Linked DNA regions of Homo sapiens: all the other regions are linked to region 1. A link is an interaction called in ENCODE POLR2A ChIA-PET data of the cell type or tissue named here. Cell type or tissue: PC-9. All regions are shown on one strand. Region 1 overlaps XPO1 (exportin 1). Region 2 has its middle 47 kb from the start of XPO1. Region 3 has its middle 100 kb from the start of XPO1.

Evidence for each region. Peaks named below come from ENCODE experiments on the same cell type or tissue, not always from the same donor. Only the 100,000 strongest peaks of a DNase experiment are listed, where the experiment ranks them.
Region 2: POLR2A ChIA-PET joins it to region 1 with 7 read pairs; 18 of 35 experiments call an interaction of 5 or more read pairs at or near these places.
Region 3: POLR2A ChIA-PET joins it to region 1 with 5 read pairs; 15 of 35 experiments call an interaction of 5 or more read pairs at or near these places.

The regions. Positions count from the first base shown.
Region 1 is chr2:61,524,757-61,528,756 of GRCh38, forward strand. XPO1 (exportin 1) reads right to left here. Exons shown (of 25, transcript NM_003400.4): 3 at 1,664-1,765. Among named protein-coding and RNA genes, the nearest start is that of XPO1, 12 kb to the right of the region's middle. In PC-9, no CTCF peak of the experiment used is centred here; no DNase peak of the experiment used is centred here; H3K27ac peaks cover 993 bases.
Region 2 is chr2:61,583,077-61,587,076 of GRCh38, forward strand. No RefSeq gene overlaps it. Among named protein-coding and RNA genes, the nearest start is that of XPO1, 47 kb to the left of the region's middle. In PC-9, no CTCF peak of the experiment used is centred here; no DNase peak of the experiment used is centred here.
Region 3 is chr2:61,638,270-61,642,269 of GRCh38, forward strand. No RefSeq gene overlaps it. Among named protein-coding and RNA genes, the nearest start is that of XPO1, 100 kb to the left of the region's middle. In PC-9, no CTCF peak of the experiment used is centred here; a DNase peak (open chromatin) is centred at 2,292.

The DNA.
Region 1 (4,000 bases):
AAAATTGGTAAGTTAGCGAGGCATGGTGACACGCACCTGTAGCCCTAGCTACTCAGAAAGTTGAGGCAGAAATGTCACTTAAGCCCAGGAGTTTGAGGTTACAGTGAGCTATAATCACACCACTGCACTCCAGCCTGGGCAACAGAGGTCCTGTCTCTTCAAAGAATTTTTTTTCTTTTTTTTTTTAGTATTTTTGCTCAAAAATCTGAAGTGACAGTCAAATCTGAAAGCCAATGATAAATCACTACAATCCAAACATTCTGAAGAATTATACTTTTGCCTTACATCTCCAAACTTGAGAAATCCACTGCTGAGTTATGAAGATGAGGGACAGATAACAGCAAAGACTAAATGAAAAAATAAATGCATGAAATGATCCCTATGGTAGAAATTTCTACTGAGCCCTTAGAAATACTTATTTTATGCATTGAATTCCCCTTTCCCCTCCCACCGCCCATGAAACAAAAACAATTGATGAACAGAATTCAGTTAAAGGGAATCAAAAGGGTAGACCTTGTGGAGGCCTGCCGTCAAAGCCTAGCTGTGTCAGTTGCACAGGAAGACACCCCTTTTCTTCCTATTACAAGCAATCAACATAATGGAACATTATGATTAATATCAGGTAGTGTTAACATCTTTAAAGAAAAAAAAATGATTGCATAAAAGCCAAATGTCATAGTGCATAAATTTAGCACCAAATCATTTGTAATTTATGTAAATTGAAGAATTCTTTACCTGTTGCTTTCTTTCTGTTCCTCTAATCATCTCATTTTTCACAAGACAAATTTGAGTTTTTAAAAATACTGTTGATAAATCAACTTAAACATTAGTAATGTCTGTCAGTATAAAAAGCAAAATTTACCAGGCAAGCAAACAGGCAAACACTGTTATGTTACTTAAGGTTAGCACTTTGAGGAAGTTCTGGACTGTATTTTTGACCTAAAATTTACAAGATGTCAAAACTAATTAATATTTTAAAACTGTTAATTAACAAAGTCTGGTTTCAGAAACAGATGTGAATATGGCTATCTTCTGTTTTAACACAATGTATATCAAGTGGAAACCTTTCGTGTATTAAACAGAATGCCATAGTATTTATTACTTTAAGGCAGTTTAAAGAGAAGCGTGAATCATCAAGCCTAAAACAGACAAAACACATTTTGATCAACCCTTCTGTTCAAACTTAAAAAAGGACCAGAATTATAACATTTTCCATTGTAAATAAAAACTGAGTGCTGTCCCATTAGAAGCCCAATGCCATGGAGTAGGGTTTTAAGCTGTCCACACAACTTGGTGTCAGAGGTGCCTGGCCTGTATTATATTGATTACTTGCCCAAAATAATTCCTTAATGTTATGTTTAATCTCTGAATAACATTCAGAATTTATGCTACTTAGACCTGTATACATATACTAAAAAGAAAAAAACAAAATCAGACAACCAAAAAAGCCACCTTGCATACTAGTCCCATTACAAAACTTCATTCATAATTCTTAGGACTATTTGCAAGAATTAATTATATGCTTAAGACTAAATTTTGAAACAAATTAACAATATAAAATAATTTGAGATAACAAATGCTAATACTAAAAATGAGATACCTTCCTCAAAGTTTATGACTGGAAGAAAAGAAATAACAGATTTTAAAACCACCACTTGCTTACTTTCGTATTCATATTCTGAGAAAATTCCAAAATTGTGTCGACTCTTGTCCAAGCATCAGGATGCTCCTTTAAATGTGTCAGTACTTCTTGAGCCATTCTTTGCTAAAATATTATTAAAAAAAACAAAACTTAAGCTAATGTATTCTTTTGAATCATTCATTAAAATGAAAACTACTGAGCAAGGCACAAATTCTAATTGGACAGAGATTCTATTATTGATGTTCAGAAATACTCAAAAATTAGACCTTACAGAAATAGAAATAAAATTATATAAATATGACTCCCAATTTTTTTTTTTTTTTTTTGAGACAGAGTCTTGGCTCTATCACCCAGGCTGGACTGCAGTGGTGCGATCTCAGCACCCTGCAACCTCTGCCTCCTGGGTTCAAGCGATTCTCCCGCCTCAGCCTCCTGAGTAGCTGGGATTATAGGCAGGTGCCACCACAGCCAGCTAATTTTTGTATTTTTAGTAGAGATGGGGTTTCACCATGTTGGCCAGGCTGGTCTTGAACTCCTGACCTCAGGTGATCTGCCTGCCTTGGCCTCCCAAAGTGCTGAGATTATAGGAGTGAGCCACCATGCCCAGCCAACTCCTAATCTTTAAAGGTGCAAATATTTTACTTATTTGAAACAGTAACATTTTTGGGAGTAAATCTGGTTTATTTTTTAGTCTCAAAACTGAACTGCATTTCAACCAAAGATCTATTCTGAAGCAAATAAGTTCTCAGCACTTAAATCAACCAAAAACAATATAAAAATTCTTATCTAGGCCAGTAGCAGTGTTTCATGCCTGTAATCCCAATACTTTGGGAGACTGAGGCAGGAGGACCACTTGAGGCCAGGGGTTCAAGACCAGCTGGCCAGTCTAGGTGACAGGCAATGTAACGAGGCCATGACTCTCCAAAAAAAAAAAAAAAAGAAAGCTGCACATGGTGGCTTGCACCTATAGTCCTAACTACTCAGGAGACCGAGATGGGAGGATCACTTGAGCCCTGGAAATCAAGGTTGCACCGAGCTATGATGGTGCCACTACACTTCAGCCTGGGTGAAAGAGCAGAGACCCTGTCTCTAGAAAAACAAAAAAAAGCACACCTACTTAGGTAAGTTATGTAATGTAGCAGGACACTCTGCTTTACAAGAGTTACCAAGATCTCTCTAAATACAAAAATACATTTCATGGAAAGACTGCTGAAAACTAGGTCTAATTAAACCACAAATCCCAAATACTTACATACCATTTGAGCTCTTTAAAGAGGGCTCCTAACATTTATTGTAACCATCCTTTCTCCATTCTGAAATTTCACTAATTTCATATATAAAATCTTTGTTTTGGAAACTATTTCCGTTTTTATTTTCATATTTTTAACATGCAACCCAGAAATACTAATCTACGTAGTCATCATCTTGTGCTTGTATCAGATTTTCTTTTAGCATAAAATAACTAAAGTTTATGGAAGTCATCTTTGTGCCTTTCCCTAGTGCCATTTCCTTCCTTTATTCCTTTTTTCTCTCTTTTTTTTTTTTAAAGTTGGAGTCTTGCTCTGTCACCCAGGCTGGAGTGCAATGGCAGGATCTCGACTCACTGCAACCTTCACCTCCCGGGTTCAAGCAATTCTCCTGCCTCAGCCTCCCAAGTAGCTGGGACTACAGGCACCTGCCACCACGCCTGGCTAATTTTTGTATTTTCAGTAGAGACAGGGTTTCACTGTATTGGCCAGGCTGGTCTTGAACTCCTGACCTCGTGACCCGCCTGCCTCAGCCTCCCCAAAGTGCTGGGATTACACCTTTGTTCCTTCTTTAAAAAGTAATGGCTTTCATCATGAACTTAGTGTGTCTTTTCCTGTCCACATTTTCACGGCATGTGTGTAAATTTCATGAATAGGGTTGTACGGCTACCAAATTTTATGTTAATAGTATACTTAAAAATCTTTTAGGCTGGGCACGGTGGCTTACGCCTGTAATCCTGGCACTATGGGAGGCCGAGGTGAGCAGATCACAAGGTCAGGAGTTCAAGACCATCCTGACCAATATGGCGAAACCCCATCTCTACTAAAAATACAAAAACTAGCCGGGAATGGTGGCGTGCGCCTATAGTCCCAGCTACTCGGGAGGCTGAGGCAGGAGAATCGCTTGAATCCAGGAGCGGAGGTTGCAGTGAGCCAAGATTCCCCAAGAATCAGGAAGATTGCCCCAGTGCACTCCAACCTGGGTTGACTGCGTGAGACTCCCTCTCAAAAAAAAAAAAAAAATCTTTCCTGCAATTAGTTTTTTTCATTTGACAGTTTTTAAGATCCAGCCATGTCGACATTTTATTTATATATATATATATATATATAT
Region 2 (4,000 bases), 58 kb after region 1:
CTATCACAATCCGCTGCAGCCTCAACCTCCTCAGCTCAAGCCATCCTCCCACTTCAGCCTTCCCAGTAGCTTGGACTACAGGTGTGCAACACCACACCCAGCTAATTTTTGTATTTTTTTGTAAAGGCAGGGTTTTGCTATGTTGTCCGGCTGGTCTTGAACTCCTGGGCTTGAGTAATCTGCCCACCTTGGCCTCCCAAGGTGCTGGGATTACAGGCATGGGCCACTGTGCCTGGCATAAAGCAACTTTCTTAGTGAAAATATTCTATAACAGGCCAGGTGTGGTGGTTTACACCCGTAATCCCAGGACTTGAGGAGCCCGAAGTGGGAGGATAGCTTGAGGCCAGGAGTTCCAGATCAGCCTGGAGTATCCAGGCTGGAGTATCCAGAACATAGTGAGACCCTGTCTCTACAAACGAACAGACAAAAAAAGATTCTATAACATTCACCCAATAGCAATTGTTAAGTAGCAAAATAACTTAAATGCCACCATCTTCAGGGCTCCTTTCTAGCTCCAGTGCAGTTAGAAAGTTTGGATCTAAAGAAACATCTGAGGCCGGGCACGGTGGCTCACGCCTGTATTCCCAGCACTTTGGGAGGCCGAAGGGGGCGGATCACGAGGTCAGGAGTTCAAGACCAGCCTGACCAACATGGTAAAACCCCGTTTCTACTAAAAATACAAAAATTAGCTGGGCGTGGTGGCACGCACCTGTAATTCCAGGTACTCAGGAGGCTGAGGCAGGAGAATTGCTTGAACCCAGGAGGCAGAGGTTGCAGTGAGCCGAGATCTTGCCATTGCACTCCAGCCTGCGCGACAGAGCAAGACTCAGTCTCAAAAAAAAAAAAAAAAAAAAGCAGCATCTCATAGGCCAGGCGTGGTAGCTCATGCCAGTAAGCCCAGCACGTTGGGAGGCCAAGAGTAGGGGCTGGATCACTTGAGGCCAGGAGTTCAAGACCAGCCTGGCCAACATGGCGAAATCCTGTCTCTACTAAAAATGCAAAATTAAAAAAAAAAAATTAGCCGGAGATGGTGGTGCATGCCTGTAGTTCCAGCTACTTGGGAGGCTGAGGCAGGAGAATTGCTTGAACCTGGGAGGAGGAGGCTGCAGTGAGCCAAGATCACGCCATTCCACTCCAGCCTGGGTGACAGAGTAAGACTCTATCTCAATAAATAAATAAATAGGCCAGATGCAGGGGCTCATGCCTGTAATCCCAGCACTTTGGGAGGCTGAGGCGGGCTTATCATGAGGTCAAGATATCAAGGCCATTCTGGCCAACATGGTGAAACCACGTCTTCACTGAAAATACAAAAAATTAGCTGGGCATGGTGGCGTGGGCCTGTAGTCCCAGCTACTCAGGAAGCTGAGGCAGGAGAATCGCTCGAACCCGGAAGGCAGAGGTTGTAGTGAGCCAAGATTGTGCCACTGCACTCCAGCCTGGTGACACAGTGAGACTCTGTCTAAAAATAAAATAAAATAAAATAAAATAAAATAAAATAAAATAAAATAAAATAAAATAAAATAAAATAAAGAAGCATCTGACACTCAGACTTCTCTGCTCTTCTTACCGTATCCTATCCTATAATTAAAAGTAAAAATAGGCCGGGCACGGTGGCTCACACCTGTAATCCCAGCACTTTAGGTGGCCGAAGTGGGTGGATTACCTGAGGTCAGGAGTTCGAGACCAGCCTGACCAATAAGATGAAACCCCGTCTCTACTAAAAAAAAAAAAAAAAAAAAAAATATATATATATATATATATATACATACAACAAATTAGCTGGGCATGGTGGCGCATGCCTGTAATTCCAGCTACTTGGGAGGCTGAGGCAGGAGAATTTCTTGAACCCAGGAGGCAGGATTGCAGTGAGCCGAGATCGCACCATTGCACTCCAGCCTGGGCAACAAGAGTGAAACTCCATCTCAAAAAAAAAAAAAAAACAAAAAAACAGTAAAAACAATAAATAAATACATAATACAAAAAATTGGGGATGGTAGTAAGAGGAGTAAAATGCTGGGCGTGGTGGCTCATGCCTGTAATCTTAGCACTTTGGGAGGCCAAGGCGGAAGGATCCCTTGAGCCCAGGAGCTGGAGACCAGTCTTGTGCAACAGGGCATGGTGGCACACCTCTGTAGCTACTTGGGAGGCTGAGGCAGGAGGACTGCCTGAGCCCAAGAAGTCAAGGCTGCAGTGAGCTGTGATCTCACCAGTGCACTCCAGCCTGGGTGACAGAACGAGACCCCATCTCAAAAAAAAAAAAAGTAAAAATAAAATAAAAGAGTTCAAAGTAAAGATTTAAAAGTTTAACCCTGGTGACTTCCTAATCCCTAAATTATACTGACTTAAACTAATTCCACACTTACTGCCGCAGCCCCACCTCCAGAAGGGCAGTCATGGAAGGACCCTATTGTTCTGGGCTTCCTTTCTTTGTCCACTCCCAGCCTCTGAACAGTCACATTAAGCTATCCTTCTCCTGCTCTTTGAGATCTAAAAAAGACCTGGGGTTTTCCCTGCCACTGGGCAAGTTTATGACAAATATTGTTGCTCCCCTATTTTAAAACTTCCCTTTCCCCATAAGAAGCATTTCTGTGGTCACTGGGGACTTTTACAACTAATAATAAACGCAGATTCAAGAAGCTCAAAGGGATTCACATACACTTTTTAACAATGATGAAAGAAAGATACAAATAAACGGCCAGAAGTGGTCATCTCCTGGGAGGGGAGTGGGACGGGGTGGAGGGAGGTCAAGGGCAATTTAATCTTATCTGAATTGTTAGAATGTTTTGCAGAGGCAGGCATGGTGGCTCACGCCTGTAATCCCAGCACTTTGGGAGGCGGCGGCAGGAGGGTCGCTTGAGCCCAGGAGTTGCCTTGGGCAACATGGCGAGACCTCATCTGTACAACAAACAAACCTACAAATTTAGCCAGGCATGGTGGCACAGACCTGCAGTGGTCCAAGCTACTTGGGAGGCTGAGGCATGAGGACCTCCTGATCCCAGGAGATCAAGTCTGCAGTGAGCTGTGATCGCGCCACTGCACTCCAGCCTGGGCAACAGAGCGAGACTCTTGTCTCAAAAAAAGGAAAAAAGAATATTTAGCAAATAAAATATATCAATGGGCCGAGCGCGGTGGCTCACGCCTGTAATCCCAGCACTTTGGGAGGCCAAGGCGGGGGGATCACGAGGTCAAGAAATCGAGAGCATCCTGGCTAACACGGTGAAACCCCGTCTGTACTAAAAATACAAACAAATAAGCCGGGCGCAATGGCGGGCGCCTGTAGTCCCAGCTACTCGAGAGGCTGAGGCAGGAGAATGGCGTGAACCCGGGAGGCGGAGCTTGCAGTCAGCCGAGATGGCGCCACTGCACTCCAGCCTGGGCGACAGAGGGAGACTCCGTCTCAAAAAAACAAAAAAACAAAAAAACAACAATAAAAAAAAGAAAATATATCAATGTATTACTTAATTAAAGCAAGGAATCATGAAAAAAATGGAAGAACTACATGCTCATATTAAAGTTTTAATCTATACAGCAAAGGAAGTAAAAGTTGCCCACTCCTCATTCTCTAAGCCACTCTCCAGAAGAAGCCTCTGTTGGGAGGTGTTTTTATGCCCTTCCATTAATGTTCTAAGCATATTTACACATACCCAATTCTTTTTCTCTCTCTCTCTTTCTATAAAGTAGAATCACAAAGCATGGTTTTGAGTTTCCTTTATCTACCCAACATTTACTATGTCTTGGGTGGGATGGCTCTTAGCAATGTGCTCTCTTTTTAAAAATAAAATTTTTGACTTTAATTTTAATTCTAATTTTCCAGGCTGGTTAACATAGAAGACCCCGTTTCTACAAAAAAAAAATTAAAAACTAACCGGGCATGGTGGCACACCTGTAGTCCCAGCTACTTGGAAGGCTGAGGCAGGAGGATCACTTGAACCCAGGGGGTCGAGGCTGCAGTGAGCCCTGATTGTGCCACTGCACTCCAGCTTGGGTGACAGAGCAAGAC
Region 3 (4,000 bases), 110 kb after region 1:
AGATGCCAGAGAGAGAACAAAGTGAGCAGACAGCCTTGGGACACAAGGAAGCTGATGGGAGAAGTCCACAGGAAGCTTGGAGTTTCTTAATCCAGTCTCCTAGCTTTATTTTATTTTTATTTTTTATTAAGAGAGTCTCACTTTGTTGCCCAGGCTGGAGTGCAGTGGCGCAAATCTCGACTCACTGCAACCTCTGCCTCCCAGGTTCAAGTGATTCTCATGCCTCAGCCTCCTGAGTAGCTGGGACTACAGGCGTGCTCCACCACACCCAGCTAATTTTTGTATTTTTAGTAGAAACGGGGTTTCACCATGTTGCCCAGGCTGGTCTCCAACTCCTGATCTCAAGTGATCTGCCCACCTCAGCCTCCCAAGGTGCTGGGATTACAGGAGTGAGCCACCGTGCCTAGCTAAATCTCCTAACTTTAAAGATGAGGAATTCCAGAGCAGAAAGGCTAAGGGGCTTAATTCCAAGTCACCCAGTAAGTCAGTAACAAAGCCCAGACTAACATTCATGTTTTCTGACCCTTCATCCAATATTCTTAACTCTGTTTCTCTCTTACATATTGTGTAGGTGATCTCTTTCTTATTTCCCTCGGAGCGAGGAAAAGTTAAATTAGAAAAACTCTGAAGTATTCTGTTTGTGGGAGTTTGCTTCCTAACTTCATTAACTCTCACCAAAAAATTCTTAAATTATATTTATTATTATGTTAGTTTTTCTTTTCGCTTTGAATAATGTCCACAAGGTGACATCAGTGAATATGAAGGGAGTTACTAACAAGTGTATAGATTTTATTTTTAAAGCTTTTGAGTAATTCCACAAAAAAATTTTCTTTTGAGCAGACTGGCTGCCTACCTTGTCATAGACTTATAAGAGAAACAAGGGATGTTTCTTTCATTTCCCTGCTTTAAATATAAGGCCGAACTTAGTAATGCTTCTTTTTCTCTTTTTTAAATAAAACTTATCATGGTATGCCAAGAATGTTTAGTTGAAAAACACAAGATAAGAAGGGTTGAACTATCATTGAAATGTTATAAATTGCAACAGTTAATTTAGTCTCGTGCCTCCAGATTCGTGGTTATTTTAGAATAAAATTTCCTGGAAAAAAAAAATTGGTGATTGGTAGTGGGATTGGTTTCCGAGATCTGGTACTGTTAACACCCAGTTTTAGATATAGCTTTAGAATTTGTGATTGAGAGACCCCCTGCCTAGGTTAGGGCATGTGGGCCCTACAGACACACATTAAGACAATATTGAAAATTAGGGCTTGAAATTCCCAGATATCCTTGTGGGAAAAAAACAGTTTTCCCAAGGGCCTAATGACTTAAACAGATCCTATTGATACAGGAGTCAAGAAGAAACTACTTAGGCAGATAGTAAGGGTATGGCAGTCCTCGGTTAGGCTTTTCTTTTTAATGAAAAGCAGCCCCAAGTCATTTTCTTAACAGAGCAGCCTGTAAAGTCCAGCTGTAGACATAGACAAGCAAGCTGGGAGCTTGCATGGGTGAATACCTGCAGTAACCAGGGACTAGACATGTTCAAGATGGCGGGCTCCATCTTCCCTTCTCTGCCAGCCACGTGTACAATAAAGAGCAGAAAAGATGGCGTTGGCCAAGAAAAGTTCATTTGCATAATAAGATTAGGGTGGCGTGACCAGCCTTCCCCAGGTGCTATGTAAACGTCATACCTGCCAATCTGTGAGCCCTGTGTAAATCAGACACTGCCTTCTCAATCTGACTATAAAGTCCGGGGCATCGGGCACGGGCTGGTCTTTTCTGCTCGGAGACCCCTTTTTCTATAGAGAGCTGTTTCCCTTTCTCTTCCCTTCTGCCTATTAAACCTCTGCTCCTAAACTACTCCTGTGTGTTTGTGTTCTAAATTTTCCTGGTGTGCAGTGAAAAACCCCAGGGTATATACCCCAGACAATGCAACTGCTTCACTATTGTCATTGTACCCATCTTACCTCACTTAAGAGTTAGTGTCACACTTACACACACTTAAGAGTTGTGTAAAAACAGAAGGTGTTGGGCACCATAAAGACACTAAATACTGACTGGGGAGAGAACACAGGAAGTATAAGGCTTTTCTTCCTCCAGCTACTCCCCTATGCTTTGTGGGGAGGCACAGGGTCACTTTTTCATTTGTTTTGTTTTGCTTTTTGACTCTGGCAACAACTTACTTTAATAGGCCAATAATTTTTATTCAGATACTATCTGAGGCATTCAAACCAGAGAAACTCCATTTTGAATAGGGGCTGGGTAAAATAAGGCTGAGGCCTGCTGGGCTGCATTCCCAGGATGTTAGGCATTCCTAGTCACAGGATGACACAGGAGGTCAGCAGAGCTGGTATCAAGATACAGGTCATAAGGACCCTACCAGCTAAACAGGATGCAGTAAAGAAGCTGGCCAAAACCCACCAAATCCAAGATGGCGACAAAAGTGACCTTTGGTTGTCCTCACTGCTGCTTATATGCCAATTATAATGCATTAGCATGCTAGAAGACACTCCCACCAGCGCCATGACAGTTTACAACTGCCATGGCAACATCAGGATGTTACCCTAAACGGCCTAAAAAGGGGGAGAAACTCTCAGTTCTAGGCACTCCGCACTCCTATCCCAGAAAACTCATGAATAATTCACTCTTTCTTTAGCATATAATCAAGAAATAACCATAAGTATACTCAGGCAAGCAGCCCATGCCACTGCTCTGCCTATGGAGTAGCATTCTTCTGTTTCTTTACTACTCTAATAAACTTGCTTTCACTTTACTCTATGGACTTGCCCCGAATTCTTTCTTGTGTGAGATCCAAGAACCCTCTCTTGGGGTCTAGACTGGGACCCCTTTCTGGTAACAATATTGCAGTTACGCTCCCTAGTAGCATACTAAAAATTATTCTGGGCCGGGCTCATGCTTGTAATCCCAGCACTTTGGGAAGCCAACCAGGGAGGATTGCTTGAGCCCAGGAGTTTGAGACCAGGCTAGGCAACATAGTGAGACCCTGTTTCTACAAAAAATAAAAAAACACCAGGTGTGGTGACGTGCTCCTGTAATCCCAGGTATTCTTGGAGGCTGAGGTAGGAGGATCACTTGAGCTGGGGAGGTTGAGGCGGTAGTGAGCTGTGATCATGCCACTGCACTCCAGACTGGGTAACAGAATAAGACCCTGTCTAAAAAAATACATATATATATATATATATATATATATATATATATATATATATATGCATGTGTATATATATATACATGCATATATATATACACACACACACATACACACACACACATATGTATATGTATATATATTCTGGATCAACAATATATTTGTGCACCATCTAACGGTCCTAAAACTATTAAATTTCTTTCTTTCATCTTTTTTTTTTTTTTGAGACGGAGCCTTGCTCTGTCGCCCAGGCTGGAGTGCAGTGGCGCTATCTGGGCTCACTGCAAGCTGTACCTCCCGGGTTCACGCCATTCTCCTTCCTCGGCCTCCCAAGTAGCTGGGACTACAGGCGCCTGCCACTACGCCCAGCTAGTTTTTTGTATTTTTAGTAGAGACGGGGTTTCACCGTGTTAGCCAGGATGGTCTCGATCTCCTGACCTCGTGATCCGCCTGCCTCGGCCTCCCAAAGTGCTGGGATTTATAGGCGTGAGCCACTGTGCCCGGCCCTGTTCTTTTTTTTTTTTTTTTTTTTTTTTGAGACAGAGTCTCCCTCTACCACCCAGGCTGGAGGGCAGTGGCATGATCTTGGCTCACGGCAACCTCTGCCTCCCAGGTTTAAGCAATTCTTGTGCCTCAGCTTCCCGAGTAGCTGGGATTACAGGAATGTGCCACCACACCTGGCTAATTTTTGTATTTTTAGTAGAGAAGGGGTTTCACCATGTTGGCCAGGCTGGTCTTGAACTTTTGACCTCAGGTGATCCACCCGCTTCAGCCTTCCAAAGTGGCTGGGATTACAGGCATGAGCTACTGTGCCTCACCTTTAATTTCAGTTTCTTCATA